3 separate regions of the Mus musculus genome follow, and all the other regions are linked to region 2. Evidence: chromatin loops called from intact Hi-C (ENCODE). Cell type or tissue: heart. All regions are shown on one strand. Links, peaks and the distances in the headings refer to the core of each region. The heading gives the core; the rest is flanking DNA. Region 1 holds the start of 9430015G10Rik (RIKEN cDNA 9430015G10 gene). Region 2 holds the start of Gm16008 (predicted gene 16008). Region 3 overlaps Ube2j2 (ubiquitin-conjugating enzyme E2J 2).

Region 1 (5,925 bases), core at 253-5,252, 77 kb after region 2:
AGAAAAACAAAACAAAACAAAACAACAACAACAGATTCATGCCTTCAAGTCACAGCAAAAGCTATAGCTCAGAATTAAAAGCGTGAACACTCTTTCATCTGTTCAGAGAGCTGGATGTATAGATTGGACAAAGATGCTTTCAGCATGGTAAGCTTATTTTTTTCCCTTGGGACAGAGTTTCTCTGTATAATAACCCTGCCTGTCCTGGAACTTGCTTTGTAGACCAGGCTGGTCTCGAACTAAGAGATACTCCTGCCCCTGCTTTCCTGACTGCTGGCCGATAAAGAAGCAATCTTAAGTCTATACTCAGATGACCAAGGAAACTTAAAATCTTGTGCTCTTGACTATAACTGGATTAGACAGCGCTTTGCAAGAGTTAGAGTGGTGAATTCTGTGTATAGGGATTTGAGGTTCAGAAAACCTTAAGGCTACCCTTACCCTCCAAGGCCAAATAAACCTACTGACTACAGTAATATTACAAAATGGGCTGGGGATAGGTCTGCTATCAGCTCCACGGAGATGGCAACCCTGGGCCCAACGCAGGGAAAAGGGGGTGGAAAACCCACAAATCCCCAAGCGGGAAAAAACTACCAATCCCTGAACTTCACACACACACACACACACACACACACACACACACACACACACACACACACACCCCACTAACCCCTGAGCATGAAAGTCTACCAATCTTTGAGATTCCCAAGCTCAGGACTTGAAATCCTCACTCTGGTCATCTCTGCCCTGAGAAGCTCCGCCCTCTCAAAAATTCTTATTTTCACTGCCCTGTGCCCATTTCCCTGATGTTCACTCCTGGGAGCAGAGGGCATCTGTCCCTGGATTTGTCCCTCTTCCTGGATTCTTCCCTTGAATAAATAGCCTTTGTGAGATTCACTGCCTGGAGTTACTCTGTCATTGGAAGAAGCCAAGAAAAGAAGCTAAGAAGTTGAGGGTCCTGAGCTCCTCAGCTCAGTTGGGGATCCCTCCCCTGGGAGCTGCAATGCGAGGAGGCTTCCTCTCAGAGCTGTGTGGTTCTTGGGTTCCTGAGCCCGCAGACACCTTTCCATCCTAGCAGAAGCATTTATAGTGAAAGAAGAGGTGCTAGTGTCCTGCGTATGACTCTTCCCTCATACTCACTGCCTACCAACGCTCCGTGGATGTCAAGTCTCTGATGAACACACACACACAACCCTTTCAAAGTCATCTGTCTTTTCCTAATACTTGCCAGAAATACTAGAGGTCCTGGGGGTAGCCCAGAGGAAGTACAAAAAAAGCAACACAGACAGAAATCCTGTCTGTCCTGATGTCACTAATTTAGGAAGAATCTCGTCCATTTTACCACAGTCCCCCCCCCACACCCCCCCCCCCCCCCCCGTGCTGCTGTAGTCACTGCGGCTGGCCAAGAAAGACCACAGCTTTATTCTTAGATCCACTGGGCCTTAGGGTAGAATTCCAGAGAGGAGTAAATCGCGGTGGTGCAAAGAATGCTGAGTTGTCTGACCAGCTCTACCAGATCAGAGAAACTGAGGTCATGAGGAAGTGAGGAAGGCCTAGCAGAGAGCAGGGTGAAAAAAACAGGACCAAGCCTGACAGATACTCTCTAATCTTTGTTCAAAACAGAGCCCTGGTGCACACAGTTTTGCTCTTTTCCAGGGGCGGTCTAGTGGTTCTACCTCACTTCAGAGAAGATGTAAGCTTTCAAAAAGTACAGTGCCAGGGCTGGTGAGATGGCTCAGTGGGTAAGAGCACTGACTGCTCTTCTGAAAGTCCTGAGTTCAAATCCCAGCAACCACATGGTGACTCACAATCATCCATAATGAGAACTGACGCCCTCTTCTGGGGTGTCTGAGGACAGCTACAGTGTACTTACATATAATAATAAATAAATCTTTAAAAAAAAAAAAAGTACAGTGCCTCCTCCTTGTGTTACTGTGGGGCGTCCATGGAGTTTTAGCTTCTGTGAAGAAGCCTAAGTACCCGAGGCCTCCAAAGTGAGAGGCCGGGGCGATCAGGCAGCCCAGAGACAAGACTCCTCCTAAGCATTCCACTTGGTGACCCCAGAGGCACCATGCTCGGCTTAAGAGTGGGTGTGGCTTCCCATTTGGGAGGAACCAGAGTCCAGCTCCCTAAGCAGACACGCCAAAGATGTATTAGAAAGTCCCGATTTTTACAAAAGAATGAATTTGAACTTTGTCTTCATCTTGAAATGGGGCTAGCCAAATCACGAACTATAGCCAGTTAAATATTTCAAAGGCTACCATAGCCTTGATTGGCAGTTCTGATTCTTTTTTTTTTTTTTTTGAGACAGGGTTTCTCTATATAGCCCTGGCACTCACTTTGTAGACCAGGCTGGCCTCGAACTCAGAAATCCGCCTGTCTCTGCCTTCCAGTGCTGGGATTAAAGGCGTGCGCCCCGACACCCGGCTCCAGCTTTGAATTCTTTTGTGACCCTCTTGGAGCGAGGCGGACGTTACACTCCATAGCCTTGCTTAGAACCAAGGCCGGCCACCTAACAAGGACTACGATGATTGGCCGCCCCTAGAACTATTGGGGAATGTAGTCGTTTCCTTCCCTCCCTAGGCTCAAGTCCTCTTGGACTACATTTCCCAGTCAGCGCTGGGAACGCAAACCCGCTGCCAGGACGGAATCCTGGGTAAACGCACTTGGGCGAAGGGGCCGCTAGGAGTTGTAGTTTTTTTGCCCTCGCCACGGCCTGGGCGGGGGCGGGCCAGAGACTACAAATCCCAGAGACGCTCGCGGGGCGCGCGCAGGGCGGCCGGTACGAAAGGAGCTCGGCTGGCGAGTGGTGAGTGAGGGCCCTGCTCTGGCGGAGGTGGCGGCTGCAGCGACGCCGTAAAGGCCGCGGGTAGCGCAGACTCTGGGACTCTGAGACTAATGCAGGGCCTAGCGGGGCAGCGCCTCCCTCGCTGCCTGCCATCTTGTCAGTGAGGAGGCGGTACGGACGGAGCCGGGAGTGGAGCGTGGTGGATGGAGGGACGGGGAGGTTGCAGGGGACATGGACCGCGAGCTGCACGGAGGTGGAGGACGTGGGAGATGGGTTGGTGTCGTGAAGGGGGCGAGGTCCTCCCGCGGGATGTGCTCTTCTTGAGGACTTTGCCGTGAGAGCCACTATATCAGCGAGTTACACATCCTCCCGCGTTTCGGCGCATTAAATGTAAAGGTGTCGAACTTAGCCCAGTATTTTGTTTTTTTATTGTTTTGGGAAAGGGGTTGGCCATGTAACCCCTGCCGTTGTCTCGTAATCTTGTTGGGTTTTCTTAGTCTCACTGCAGTGTACAAAGAAGGCAAAACTGTTTTTTTTTGTTTGTTTGTTTGTTTGTTTTGTTTTGTTTTTAATTTGTGGGTTTGTGGTGCTGTGTGTGGCCGAGGTGGGGTGGGGGCAGGATTTGAATCTGGGGCTTTCTCACATTTTGCTTCTCCTCTACAATAAATCCCGCAAGAAAGTCATGGGTTGGCTTCACCAGGTTGAGCCAGGTTACAAACATAGTTTGGTAACTACGTTAAGAGCTAGACAATAATTTGAGTCCGTTTTTATTTTTAGAAGCTCGTAGAAGGAACTACAGATCTGAATTATGCAGATAGTTTCTTTCTCCACCCCCCCCCATCCCCCCTTCCTTTTCTTTCTTTTTTTGAGACAGGTTGGCCTGGAACTCATTCTGTAGACTAGGCTGGGATTAAAGGCATGTGGCCCCGTAACTCGGCTAATAGTTTCTTTTCTTGACTTCCATATCCTGGCCTTAATAATCTTCCCCAAAACAAAGCAAGCACATATCTTGATGAGTTTAACTCATCTTAGGTGAGCTCTTTTGTCCACTAGCAGCATCTGTCACAACCTTTCGGAACTGGCTTGCATTTGTTCATGTTAATTTGGATCTATAAGGTAACTCATTAAAAGAACATTGCTACCAGGCAATGGTGGCACACATTCCCAGCACCTCGGAGGCAGAGGCAGGCAAATCTCTTGAGTTCCAGGCTCCAGGATAGTGGGTAAGAACAGGTATTCAACAATGCTACTCCTTGTGTAGCTACCTAATGATGAGAATCTATCTCAAAAGAAAATCAGCTTGAAAGACATCATCTACTACATAGTTTGAGACCAGCCTGAAATACATAAGACTGCACACACATGCACAGTGGTCTGTAATCCCATGCTTGTAACCCTAGCACTTTGGGAGGCAGGGGCAGGAGTTGAAGACCAACCTGGTCTACATAGTGATGCAGTGAGTTCCAGGCAAGGTTGGCCTTCATAATGAGATCCTAATTCAAAAAAATAAAAAGGTGTGGCAAAGATAGCTCAGTTAAAAGTGCCTGCAGAACAAGTATGAGGATGAGTTTGTAGCCACAGTGCCCACATTAATGTGAGGAATGGAGTCAGATGGGTTCTTGAGCTCATTGATTGGTCAGCTGAGCCGCATCAATGAGCTCCCGGTTCAATGAAAGAGCCTGTCTCAAAAAATACAGTGGATGGGGACTGGGTAGATGGCTGAGGGTAAAATGCGTGTGTAAGCATGAGAGCCTGAATTCAGATTCCCAGTCCCTATTGAAAGAGCAGGTGGCGTACCTCCCTCATCCCAGTTTGAGTAGAAGGAAAACAAGCAACTCCTCAGGGCAGGCTGACCATCCAGCAAAGGTGATGAGGTCTGGGTTCAGTGAAAGATCCTATGACCCACCTCTAATTCCAGCACCAGAGAAGCAGAGGCAGGGGAATCGCTGTGAGTTCAAGGCCAGCTGGTCTTCACAGCTAGTTCTAGGACAGCCAGGATTATAGAGAGACCTGTCTCCAAAACAAACAAACAAACAAACAATGGTGGAGAGTGATAGAGGAAGACATGCATCTCCTGTCTCTGAGCACCACACGTGCCGTGGGAAAGTGAACCCATGCACACATGCACTACACAAAATAAGGTGGAGAGTAGTCACTGCTGACTTCTGGTGTACACACACTTCTAAACACGTGTATACACCACGCACAACAGGAAAGTATGTGTAGGACCCACATAGTGAAAGAAGAGAACTGCCTCTCACAAGTCGTCTTCTGACCTCCATGCATGTCTTAGCAGATGTGTAAATATGACATAAACAAATAATCAGAAACTTAAAAAGTACATTCAGAATGGCTGAACCAGTGACATGGCTCAGTGGATAAAGGGGTTTACAGCCAAGGCTGACAACCTGAATTTGATCTCTGAAATCCGCAGGGTAAAAGAAGAGAACTGACTGTTCTCTGATGGCCACATACATGCTATATAGCATGTGTCTGGTGGCATGTATGTGCATACTCATGCACACACAGAGCGAATAAGTACATGTTACAGAACTGCCATATCTAATTGGAAGATAACCCAATTAAAACACATAAAAGATGAGAAAAGACAGTTCAATAGGACACACGTGTGACTAATGTCATGAAAAGATGCCAACCGTTACTAGTCAGGGGGATGCTGATAACATAAGATACCACTAGGTGCCCGCCAGTACATCACCAGATATTGGTGAGGATGCAGCACCTTTGAGCCTTTCTGCTTCACTGGTGGGCAAGTAAAGAGGTACTAAAAGTGACAAATTAAACCTCTCTGATCCAACACACATTCCTTGGTATTTACCTATAAGAAATAGAAATAGAGGCTCACATAGTGTGTGCTCAAGGCCCTGTGATTTCCCAAGTGATACAATCAGATCAGGAGCCTGTTAGCAGGTGATAGGGAAAGGAAATGGAGTATAGCCTCATAGCAGTCACATGGTAGTGAACAGAACACGCATAACAAAGCACGCCTAAAGATGCTTGGTGCTGAATGGAAGGAGCCACTTAGACTGTATGTTCTATTTATATGAAATTATAGACTGCAGTGACAAGGTCAGCTTGGTTGCCTGGAGTTTAGGTTGAGGAAGCGGGGGTGGGGGTGG
Region 2 (5,925 bases), core at 626-5,625:
ACCATCACCATCATCACCATCACCATCACCATCACCATCATCACCATCACCACCATCACCACCATCACCACCATCATCAAGCCAGTGCACACCTGTAATCCCAGCACTTGGGAAGCAGAGGCACTCAGATCTCCGAAGTCTGAGGCCACACTGGTCAGTGAACTCCAAGAGAGCCACAGCTACATAGTGAGACCCTATCTCAAAGGAAACAAAAATCAATAAGGCCATCTTGGCTTGATGTCCAGGGAGTAGCAGGCCAGGAGGAAGGAATCTCAGCTGCACACTCGAGGCATCTGCACACCTGGACACTTCCTCAGCCCATCCCCCACTTTAATGCCGACTGTCTTACCTCATAGCAGGTAAAGGGCGACTTGGGGTGAGGTGGGGTGGACATGCAGCCTCTGATGCTAACAGCCACATCCACACACAGGCTCCTGGGGGAGACTAGAAGAGGAGGTGGAAAAAAATTGCCACGGAAGTGGACGACATTGGGATCGGAATACAAATTGCTCAGGGCCACATGAAGCCCCTTAGAGATGTATCAGCACCCTCATTGCCTGCAACTGCCTCTTCTGTCCCCTACTGGGTGGGTGAGGAGTCACATACGAGCTACAAGGCTAGAATCAGCCTGGAGAGGGAGGCAAGGTCTGGGAGCGTCTCCCAACTTGCCCATCACACCTCTAGATTGGCTGAGCCGTCGACAGTTACACTGGAAACACCACAGGTGGGACATCCCCAAACAGATGACGTGTGTGCAAATACCCACAGGCTGTATGTGCTGGAAACCCCTCCTGTGGGCGGCTGATGGGTGTGATAGTGGGATGGCAGGGGATTCTGCAGGGTGGGGTGAGGGGTGTCGTCTTTGCTGTATCCTTGCCTTGAAGCCAGCAGCCTGCATTCCACTCACGTCCACCCCAGGGGCATGAGATGAGCCGTGCCAGCCTGTGAGTTAGATCTGGGGATTTCCACTAAGAACTGTGAGCTGTGCAGGGTCTGTGCAGGTCCCAAGGGCTGAGGCTGAGGGCCTGTAGCTGAGGGACAGTGCCCGTGACGGCAAGAAGGGGAGTGTGAAATCCAGGGGTGCTAGAATGTAGGGAACAGGACCTGATGAAAATATTCTGCTGCAGAAACCTCCTACCATCCAAACAGAGACCACTTCAGCACCCTCCTCCTGAAGTACTTGCCCATCTGCATAGGCTGGCAACCACAACAGCTAGGTGTAGTGTAGCAGTAGGTTGTTAATCCGTTCTAAACGCCCCTCCCGGATGGGTGCCTGTGTGCTTCTGACCACCCACTAAAATCCAGAAAGAAAGATACACACGCAGCCTTATTTTTAATGTGCCCTAAGCAGGTCAATGGCTAGGCCACTCCCTAACTCCAAATGGCTTACACACACACAGCCCTCCAACGTTCATGCGTTAATACTTAACAATCTATATTTCACCTTTGCTGCCCTAGGTCCTGCCGGGCAACCCTCCCTGGGGCCACTTTCCCCCTGTACCTACATGCCATGTTTCCAGGGTGGTCCGTCTCCTACCCTCTGCTCCTGGCCAAATCCCCTCTTCTTCCTCAGTCCCTTCCCAGGGATCCTAAAGGTCCCGCCTCTGTCTCCCTGCCCAGCCATTGGCCACCGGTAACTTTATTGACCAGTCAAAAAACCAACGGGGAACAGGCTTCCTTTAGTCCTACGTGGGGGTGGGGGGCACAGCCAACATTAGCATGAGAACACAAGCTGCTACCCTGTAGCTCTGCTTGGCCTAGTCCAGCAGGAGGAAAGTCTTGCTGCAATTCCCAGAAACCACTACCCCACAGTAGGTGCTCTCCAGTTCTTCCCGAAAACCACGAGAGCGAGCGCGCGCGTGCATGCACGCACACACACACACACACACGCACGCACGCACGCACGCACGCACGCACACGCACGCACCTTCACCTTGATTTTGTAAGTTTTGTTCAGTTTCAGATAAAGGCTCAGAGGCCATCTCAGTTCCCAGAAATGCTTCCGGCCACAGCTGGTGGCTCCTGCCCAGCCTCCACCCTCTCACTTCTTATTCTTCATGTGGAACATGCCCCAGCCTGACATATGAGATGCCTCTTCCTTTTACAACTCAGCAACCCTTCCCCCAACTCCAGGCTCCTGGCAGCTGTCTAGAGACCTTGAGGGGTAGGTGGGTAATGACTGTCCCTGGCTGCTGAGCTATGCTCCCACTGACTAGCTGGCACTACAAACCTCTAGGTCTTCCCTGTACTGGGCTGGGCTCACATCCCAGAGACTGTCCCTTAGGCAGACGCCAGATCCCTGACTAAGGCAGGCTTAAGTGTGTGTGTGTGTTGTAAAGGTCTGTGCTGGCTGCAGAGACAACAGGAGAGAGAGGGTGAACAGCTCAATTCCCCAGTGTCTTGTGGTGGAGGAAACTTCTTGACAACTCTACTGGTAGGACCACAGGATTCCCTCCAAGGAGAGGAGGAGAGAGAGAGAGAGAGGAGGGTTGGCAGGCACAGTAAGCTGTCAGGAGCTCTATTCTCCTTGGATCACCAACCCCAGTGACAATGTAAGGCCAGACCAGTCTTGATACAACTATCAGCTCCTAAGCCTTGGTTCTGCCATATTGTTGTATTCCTAATGGAGGAATGCCAGGTGGCTAGATGCTCAAATGCCCTACAGCTTTTCACTCCTTAGAGCTCTATGCTGTCCTAAACTCAGGGCTCCTGGAGACTTACGTGTAGGCTAAGGGCTTGGGGACCTGGGAGAGAGTAGATGGGGCCATTACTCCTGTGGGGTGAGTGAGCAGCAACAGATCTGAAATGTTTATTCATTGACATGCTCTGCAGCTGCCAGGAATGAAGGGTAGCAGGTAGCCCAAGCCCTTGGACAGCCCATGGCTGGCAGAGGCCCTGCTTGAACCAGATAGGCTACTGCCAATGGGCATTTATCACATCAGGATCTTAGTAGAGGCTCCGTGTCCCCACAGCAGCAGTGGAAGCATCTCCTTCCTGAGAGCTTTGTCACTTCTGCTGACATCTTACCACCACCCCGAGGGAGGGAGGGGGCGGGAGGCAGGGCTGCAGCTCCATGTAGCAGCTGAGACCAGAAATGTTTATGACACTGGTAATGCCATCAAGGGACACAGCTCTGACTTGGTCAAGGAACTGTGAGGCTATAGAAAATAGAACTCGGAGGTGGCACAGTTGAGAATCCAATGACAGGTGTCTCCAAGGGGCATGGCTATGTAGCACCATGGAAGCCTGCAGAAATGTTGCCCTGACCTCACTAACAGCCCAAGGCCCTAGGGAGACTAGTCTTCATTTTCCTAGCCTCGGTGGACGTCAGATACCCAGAGACTCACAGGCCTGGGGCAGGCTCTTTCCAAGAGGAACCACAATCGGTTATAGGAGACACTGAACTTGGTCACCTTGCACTTCATGCTCTAGGCCACAACAGGAAGACTGGACTTGGAAGAGTAGACTGAAACACCTGGCATGGGACAGGCGGTCTGAATGGAGAAGGGTTGTGGAGGGGGTGGAGAAACGTGGGATGTTCACAAACTAAAGTAAGGTCTCCACGATCATTTCCTCTGTGACCTCACTTTGCCTCTTGTAGCCTCAGTTCCTTGCCAGAGCAGTGGCTGTAGACAGAGCCCTCTAGTGGTGGCCAGGCAGTTGTAGCTTAGAAACCGTGCCACAGTTGAGACTACTGTGCCAGGAAGATTTCCTTATCCACTGAGAGATTTTGCTCCAATACAAAACAGGGATGGCCTGGAGAGATGGCTCAGTGGTTAAGAGCACTGACTGCTCTTCCGAAGGTTCTGAGTTCAAATCCCAGCAACCACATGGTGGCTCACAACCATCCATAATGAGATCTGACGCCCTCTTCTGGTGAGGCTGAATATAGTGCCATTTAGTGTTATTAGATATAAAAATAAATAAAAGAACAGGGACTAGTCTGGCACTCCTCCCACTTTGATGCTTAGGACTAACTAAAGGTCAGAAGGGTTAGGAAGAGGCATCTGCCACCTTGGATATATATGCAAGAGAGGATTCAGGCTGGGAAGGACCTGGAAACCTGTGGGTGGTCCTCTTTGGCCCTCTTTGGTCCTCTTTGGAGTTTTATAGGACAGGGTTTGGCTGGATGGACTTACAGTGTCCTGGCTGCTTTGGTGTAAGATGTGGACACCTCAGAGGTTTGAGACGGTCAGTGCTCTCCTTTCAAACCCCGTGCTAACTGGGAGCGCGAACATTAGAGAATGCACTAATCACTAATAAGAGTCGACATCCCTGGGAACTGCCCTCTCACAGCCAGCTCCTTTGTGCCTCTAATGCCTGACAGGTTCCAGGGCATTTATAGGGAAATGGCGGCTTTGGCTATTCCACAAAGTGTCTGAAAGGCCAGAAGGAAGGTGTTGGGCAGGGTAAGGATGAACCAGAATAGTAATGGGGTAAGGTGGGGCTTCCAGAGTTCCAAGGGCATCCAAGACCTTTCCTAAGGACTCCATGGGACAGTGGGTGGGTCCCAGTGCCAGGTTGCAGAGGTCATGAAGGCCATGGAGTTTCAGGAGGATCATACAGAATGAAAAACACAGAGCATGGGGACCCAGGATTTGCTGGGCTGCCCCAGAGAAGGAAAAGGAGGTCAGTGGGACCGGAAGGACGCATTCCCATTCTGCACGCTTCCCTCTCCTTCCTCTAAGGACAACCACGGAGCAAATAGAGAAGCGGGGGCAGAAGGGCTGGGGGGCGCCCAGACGGGACGGGCTTCTAGAGGTTGCGTTTGTCACAAAGTAGCTTTTATAGGTCCCGGAGAGGGCACAGCAAGGTGCAGGGCCGCTGGATGCTGCGGCTGCTAGGAGCCTCGATGGCTCGTACTTCTCTGTTCCTCCTCGCGCTCCTCCTCGGGCGGACCCAGGGAGGGTTCCCGGGCTGTGTCCCTGCTGCCTTCCAGGGACCCAGAACAGAGAGAGGGCTCAGACTCCGCTATGGAGCTACCGCTCGAGTCAGACAGCCGCGATTTGCGGGGTGTGCACACGGGAGCTCCCCTGGAGGGCATCGACTTGCGTGCACCAGGCCGTTCTGAGATAGCGGCCCGTGCGGAGGAAAGCGCAGAGGATGCGGCTTCACAGGTGGGCCGGGGAGGGTGAGGGTTAGCGTTAGGGTGAGGGTGAGGGTGAGGGTTAGGGTTAGGGTGAGGGTGAGGGTGAGGGTGAGGGTTAGGGTTAGGGTTAGGGTGAGGGTTAGGCAAGCGGTTAAGTGGGCGCGAGCTCGCCAAGCGCGGCCACAAGTCCGTAGTCTCCCCGTTGTAAAGGAGCACAAAGCGACGCTGTGACAGCAGAGGCAGCATCTTCTGACTGTGCAAGCTCTTTTGGCAGGTCTCAAGCGCCAGGTCTGTGGGAAGGCAAGGGAGCGACAAGGTGAATGGTGAGAGGGCAATTTGGGGCCAGCAACCTCTGGATGTCTAGAAACACGGGAGGAGGAGAGGGGTTCACGAGGGACTGGCTGTAGGTGGGAGAAATGACAAAGTGTGAGCAGAGGGCTTGGCTGCCATACAGATTATGGAGCGCTAGAAAACCAGACTTGTGGAGTCTGAACTTGGAGGCAAGTAGGACGGGGTGCCCAGAACTGGGGGTGGTGGGGGGATGCATATGGGAAAGTTGTGGTGTGGGGCTGCCCAGAGCTCACCCAAGGTCTCTATAACCACTCCGGGGATCACTGCCTTCAGGACTTCACAGTTGGTATGCAGGGCAGGGTTGGCGTTCATCTCCAGCAGCCACACCTGTGGCAGACAGTGCTCAGCACCATTCTCTACCCACCTACTGCTGTTAAGAAGCTGGGGCTCTGGTCCCTAATGAGCCCAGTGATTCCGGGCAGATTAATGGCTTTGCTCCCCTTGTTTGCTCAAGGAGTTAAGACTGATCGTGGGAGCTGCTCAGT
Region 3 (5,925 bases), core at 505-5,504, 74 kb before region 2:
GGCAGAGGCAGGTAGATTTCTTGAGTTTGATGATAGCCAGGTCTATATAGACAAATTCTGTCTCAAAAAAAACAAACAAATTAAAATTAGCTTTTTGGCTGATAATTCCCTTCTCTTTCTTCCTAGAAAAAACAGCTGGCAGCACAGAGTCTAGTGTTTAATTTAAAAGATAAAGTCTTTTGTGAATTATTTCCTGAAGTTGTGGAGGTAAGAAGGCAAAAGTGGGAACTTAGTTTTGTCTTCCTTTATGTTAAAAACACTTTCAGATATAATTGTTTCCAAAGAGAAGCTGTGTTTGTGTGCTTACTGCTGTGTTCCTGTAGGTGTTGTAGTGGGATTGCAGGCCCTCCTTGTTGCTGGAGGATGTAGAAGGCTCAGTACTGGTCATGCTTCCAGATGCACACACTATTGGGTGACAGAGCTAGCTCTTCTCCAGGACCCTATAGTGCGGGAAAGACAGCTTAGGGATGTGGGAGAGACTCTGAGGAACATACACAAGTGTCCACACAGAGGCATGCTTGCTGATCAGTGGCCATCCCTCAAGAGATCTGCCACCAGTAGCCAGGGGGTGCATCAGTTGCCTCCTGCAAGGGCTGGGCATGTACTGTGGGCTGGAAGGTGGTGTAGCTTTTGGTAGCTCGTTACTCGACTCGGGCACAGAGGAATGATGTTGACACCTTGCTTGCTTTCTTTACCTGTAAAATGGGATGCAAAGCTATGCTCATGCAGAGGCATGGGGAACTGTGTTCTGGGTGGTAGATCTGAGCTTGTAAAAACTTGAGTTCTGCTCCCAAATGGACAGGTTAAGACAACTGAGGGTTTTTTTGTTTTTCTCTCAGGAAATTAAACAGAAACAGAAAGCACAAGATGAACTAAGTAACAGGCCCCAGAATCTTCCTTTGCCAGACGTGGTTCCTGATGGGGAGCTGCACCGTGGCCAGCATGGGATCCAGCTCCTCAATGGGCACGCACCCGCTGCTGGCCCCAACCTCGCTGGGCTCCCACAGGCCAACAGGCATCACGGACTCCTGGGCGGCGCGTTGGCGAACTTGTTTGTTATAGTTGGGTTTGCAGCCTTCGCCTACACGGTCAAGTACGTGCTGAGAAGCATAGCACAGGAGTGAGGGTCACAAGCCACAGCCTACAGTTGCTGCCGAGGGACACAGGGCCAGAGCTTGATGCCGGCGTGAAGGACGTGCTGGCACAGGGTGGCCTGCCGGACTCCCGGGCTTCACTTTTTACAAACCTTAAAGAGAAAGCAAAAACCAAAATGTGATCTGGAGGAGACTGGTGGTTCTCAACTCCCTCTTGAGGTTGACTGGACGGAGCCACTCGCGCTCTGGTTTTACTGCTTATCTCCTGTGTTGTCTTTTGACCCTGTTTAGTAAACCTGTTTTGTTGGTTTTGTTTTGTTTTGTTTTTCATTTTATTAGATTTGGTCACTTAAAATATAAAACTTTAATGCCTATCAAATACTCTGTGTGTGTTCTTAGTGGAGGAGCTGAAAGCCTCCTGGTGGGGCTAAGTGGGCCGGCTGGTCTAGGAGAGGACTGATTTGATCTCATTGTAAAATTGCTTCTGAGTGAGAGAAGACTCACACAAAGTGCCGGTTCTGCTTTCTGTTAAGGTAGAAGCAGCAGCTTGCTCTCTGACCACAAAGTGCTGCACTTAGAACCGTGGCTGAGGACTGTGGTGAAGGACTGTGGGTAGCCCAGGTACTGCTGTCAACCTTAGTACCTCTGCTTTCAGCTCCCTTGAGTGATGGAGAAGTAGGAGCCTTGGTAACCCTGGTTCCTTATGTCCAGTTGGCCAGAAGCCGGCCCTCCTATGTTGGCAGACAGTGCACTCCAAGTTCTTTCATATCTTACGGTAGGCTACACCATCCTTTCCGGGTGACCTATGTAAGATGTCGCTCTCTACAGATCATGGAGAGGGAAACTGCCCAGAACACGTCACCAGGCCACCAGTAAGCTGGCAAGCTCCCTTATGGATGTCATCTCTTTGAGATTTTGCTTAATGTACCTGCAGTAGTTGTTTGGGAAGGCTAACATCGTCTGTGTTGGGCATCAATCATCACCAGGGGCTCCTAAAAGCCTTCTAAGCCCACCTCCTTTCAGGGGCCATGGTAAAGCTGAAGTGCTCCCATGTGATGATTACCTGTAATTCAGCTCTGTGGTTTACAACTAGTATGTATATACCATGTAGTCCTCTCCTAAAACGGTCTTTAGTTACCCCTTTGCTCTGAACTCCACGATGTCTGTGTTAATGTCCCTTCCCTGGTAGGCTGTGACCAAGTGCAATGCCTGGCTTGTGAGAAGGGAATGTTGCAGCTGCCAAAAGGTAGATTGACAACCCTTGGTTGGGCCTGTGCAACCTGTGCAGCCTTCGGTGGGTGGAGCCCTACAGACATGTGCTTCCTACTATTGGTAGATGGTAATTTTTCCCTGGTCCCAGAGTGCTCCGTTGCAAATTACCTCAATTCCAAATTGGTGTTTCCTGAAGTTCTTGAAAGACAGAACATTATCGAATTTAGTCCTCTGAAATCTCAGCACCACCCCCAGCCCCCTGGCCCCAGCATGGCCTTTATGGGAGTTTAGGGATTTCAAGACAGGGTTTCTCTGTGTGTCCCCAGCTGTCCTAGAACTCACTCTATAAATCAAGCTGTCCTTCATCTCAGATCCACGTGCCTTTGCCTCCCAAGAGCTAGGATTCAAGGTGTGGGCCTCCATTGCCCAACTGAAAGCTCAACTTTGATTTTAAAAAATTTTTAAGATTTATTTATTTTATTATATGTAAGTACACTAGCTGTCTTCAGACACTTCAGAAGAGGGTGTCAGATGGTTGTGAACCACCATGTGGTTGCTGGGATTTGAACTCAGGACCTCTGGAAGAGCAGTCAGTACTCTTAACCACTGAGCCATCTCACCAGCCCTTTTTTAAAATTTTTAATTGGTTATTTTGTTTATTTACATTTCAATTGTTATCCCCCTTCCCGGTTTTCTCTCCAAAGAACCCCCATCCCATCCTCCTGCCTCCATGAGGGTGCTCCCCCACCCAGTCCTGCCCCACCACCCTACTGCCCTTCACTGGGGCATCAAGCCTTCACAGGACCAAACTCTTAACAGCTCAGAAGGAAAGAAAATTTTAGGAAGTGCTTGTTCTTAGGGTAGAAGTAAAAAGCAGCCTGCTCTCTGGCCACAAGGTGTCGCACTTAGTGTACGACTGAAGAGTGCTGTGCCGGCTTGGCAGGTTAGCCCCAACACTTCTCCCAGCTTTGAGTGCTACAGGACCCTAGAGTGTCCACTGTGTGTTCCGTGCTCTGACCCCCGAATAAAAGGTGGCCTTTTTAACCATTGGCTCAAGCATGCCTGCCTTGTTGACTTGTCTTGGGAGAGGTCACTGACTGGGGCAGTTGGCATCCAGGACTGCCCTCTATTAGCTCTTCCTTAGGAGGTGAAAACCTCTCCTAAAGCTCACATTCTGTTGTTATTCAAAGAAAGGGGTACCTTGGAAGGGAACTTTCCCACTTGGCCACTTCTGTTCTTCCCTGAGAAAAAGAGCTCTCAGATAGTCTTTGGGAGTTTTTTTCCTTAAATTTTTTATTTCAATGCATTTAATAATCAAACATTAATGGGTATTTTGAGAGTCAAATAATACATAAAAAATTTTGTTCAACTTTCATATCCTTTCATCCTAAAAATATCATTAATGAACATTTAATACTATCCATAACTGAGGATCCTATATTTAATATTGAATACTAAATTGTTTCAAAACATACAAAATATTCTTTGGGAATTAAGCATAGTATTAGAGCATAAAATATTAAAATTGAATCATTAAGAGATATATTCAAAAGCCCTTATACCACCTGGCATAGTAAGAGAGTATTAAAAATGCCTTATATATCTGTGTACATTGTCTTAACTATAAGTTTACTTAAAAAAGAATATCAGTGTTTCTAGGAGAGATTATTTTATCAGTAAGTATATTTTTAAAATTTCAAAATAGTGAAAACTCTTCGAAGTTAAACATTAAGAAAATGCTAATTTCAAGCACAGTGAGAAAAATTATCAGTAATATTTCCATTTTGTTTGTAGAACATGATTTTAATATTTTCAACAAACAATTATTTTAAGATATAGTTCATTGTTATGTGTCCCTTTTCATTTCTGATTTTATTAGTTTGGATACTGTCTTTGTGCCCTCTGGTTAGTCTGGCTAAGGGTTTATCTGTCTTGTTGATTTTCTCAAAGAACCAGCTCCTGGTTTTGTTGATTCTTTGTGCAGTTCTTTTTGTTTCTATTTGGTTGATTACAGCCCTGAGTTTGATTGTTTCCTGCCTCTTCTCCACTTGGTGTTTGCTTCTTTTTGTTCTAGAGCTTTCAGGTGTGCTGTCAAGGTGTCAAGCTCTCTCAGGAATTTTTTTTTTTTTTAAACAGGGCCTCATGTAACTCAGGCTGGACTTTAATTCTCTGTCTGCCTCCTAGGTGCTATTATTTTAGGCCGGAGTAGCCTTTGCATCTATAGTGAGCCACCGGTTCCTGTTTTCTCCAGGGCTTGGATGAGAGCCAATAGCAGATGCTCCTAGGGGCCACTTTGGTCAGGGTATTTGTGATCCAGTGTAGGATCCTCTTGGTTATTTTCCAAGTTGTTTGTGGCAGGGAGATATTGAAGCTGGAAAACTGGAAACTTGAGTCCATCCCTAGCCACAACATGAGGTCCCTGCCTACTGTGGTATTTCTGTGACAGGGTAAGTCTAGCCTACCTGCTTATAAACTGCCTGAAAGACAGCTGCGGAATCCCACTTCCAGATAGGCCACCGAGGTATAAGTGGACCAAAGGAACAGGGTGCTGCATCTTTGAAGAGGTCTCTGGGCTGAGGCACTTGCCCTCCCCGAACCTGAGACTTGAACTTGGGGCATAGAGGCTGTCTTTCTTGGCATATATAACACATGGATACACACACGCACGCACGCACGGTACTTCCCTTTACGTTCTGCTCTATCCCTGCTTGATTTGTTAGGCTTCTCTGACTGGGTGTGGCCTGGAGCTGGGACGGCTTGCTTGGTCACCTTTCACTCTTTTTTGGAGTGAGAATTGAGGGCCACTATTGTAGAACATTGCGTTCTGTTTACCAGGACCCATACCTACTGGGACCAACCAGCGTGTGTTAGGGATGCAGCTCCAGTCCCTTCATAGAGCAGTTGGAACCACACCTGGCTGTTTGTAGCCACGGCTTTTACCAGTTGGAGGCTATCTGGCTACTGGGAATCCTGGACCAGTCTCAAGGGCCACTACCTCGTAATCACTGAGCTCAAGGTACTCATTGGCTTGGCTTGTCCTTAGCTAGCCCAACTTTGATCTTGAAGGGCCTTTCTCTGGGGACCTGACACTGTCACTCACGAGGACTGGGGGGGTGTGGGGGGGGAATTGTATTGGTCAGAGATGTACAGGGACCAGTTCCCCCTTGAAGTGTAGCCTGGGCCTGTGCTAACCTCTTAGAAGACAGGCCTAGGGGGCTGACAGTGGAGTTACAGACTATAGAAGTTGGCCCTATGTCTGTTGAAGAGTCAAGATAGGATCACCAGCCTCTTCATGTTGTGCCTTTTCGCAGAGGTGAGCCTGGTAGGTCTCTTGTAAGTACAGGAGGATCCCTAGCTGGGAGGGCTAAGCAACCAGCTAATAAAGATGCCCTACTTTTCCCAGGGCCCTTTTTTGTGTTTTAGGGTGGGGTCTGAAGGAGGTATGTGGGGGAAAGTCTGGGAGATTTGCACACAACTTCCTAAAGGAAAGGAATCACGTGGATTCGCTTCCCTGGAGGTGTGGGTATGAAAGATGCCACAGAAAGTTGACAGTTCCCACCCCCCACTGCCAGCTTAACTAAATAGAAACCTGCAGAGAGGAGACCAGAGACTGGGCTGG

Evidence for each region. Peaks named below come from ENCODE experiments on the same cell type or tissue, not always from the same donor. Only the 100,000 strongest peaks of a DNase experiment are listed, where the experiment ranks them.
Region 1: it touches region 2 in a loop (5-fold over the local background); 17 of 42 quality-filtered maps call a loop at or near these places.
Region 3: a loop joins it to region 2, with 2.4 times the contacts of the local background. A loop is called at or near these places in 10 of 42 quality-filtered maps.

Annotation. Positions count from the first base shown.
Region 1 is chr4:156,107,218-156,113,142 of GRCm38, forward strand. It overlaps 9430015G10Rik (RIKEN cDNA 9430015G10 gene), which reads left to right and starts at 2,781. Exons shown (of 10, transcript NM_177205.1): 1 at 2,781-2,956. In heart, for the core only: CTCF peaks have their summits at 1,839 (motif pointing left) and 2,692; DNase peaks (open chromatin) are centred at 2,074 and 2,644; H3K4me3 peaks cover 2,195 bases; H3K27ac peaks cover 1,977 bases.
Region 2 is chr4:156,030,073-156,035,997 of GRCm38, forward strand. It overlaps Ttll10 (tubulin tyrosine ligase-like family, member 10), which reads right to left. Exons shown (of 12, transcript NM_001368641.1): 11 at 5,674-5,767; 12 at 4,763-5,379. The coding sequence ends at 4,841. It overlaps Gm16008 (predicted gene 16008), which reads right to left and starts at 1,590. Exons shown (of 5, transcript NR_169176.1): 1 at 1,506-1,590. In heart, for the core only: CTCF peaks have their summits at 3,646 (motif pointing left) and 3,850 (motif pointing left); DNase peaks (open chromatin) are centred at 1,639, 2,039 and 3,499; H3K4me3 peaks cover 3,037 bases; H3K27ac peaks cover 2,077 bases; H3K27me3 peaks cover 1,643 bases.
Region 3 is chr4:155,956,242-155,962,166 of GRCm38, forward strand. Ube2j2 (ubiquitin-conjugating enzyme E2J 2) reads left to right here. Exons shown (of 8, transcript NM_021402.6): 7 at 127-207; 8 at 840-3,363. The coding sequence ends at 1,124. Among named protein-coding and RNA genes, the nearest start is that of C1qtnf12, 3.1 kb to the right of the region's middle. In heart, for the core only: a CTCF peak has its summit at 3,205 (motif pointing right); a DNase peak (open chromatin) is centred at 3,230.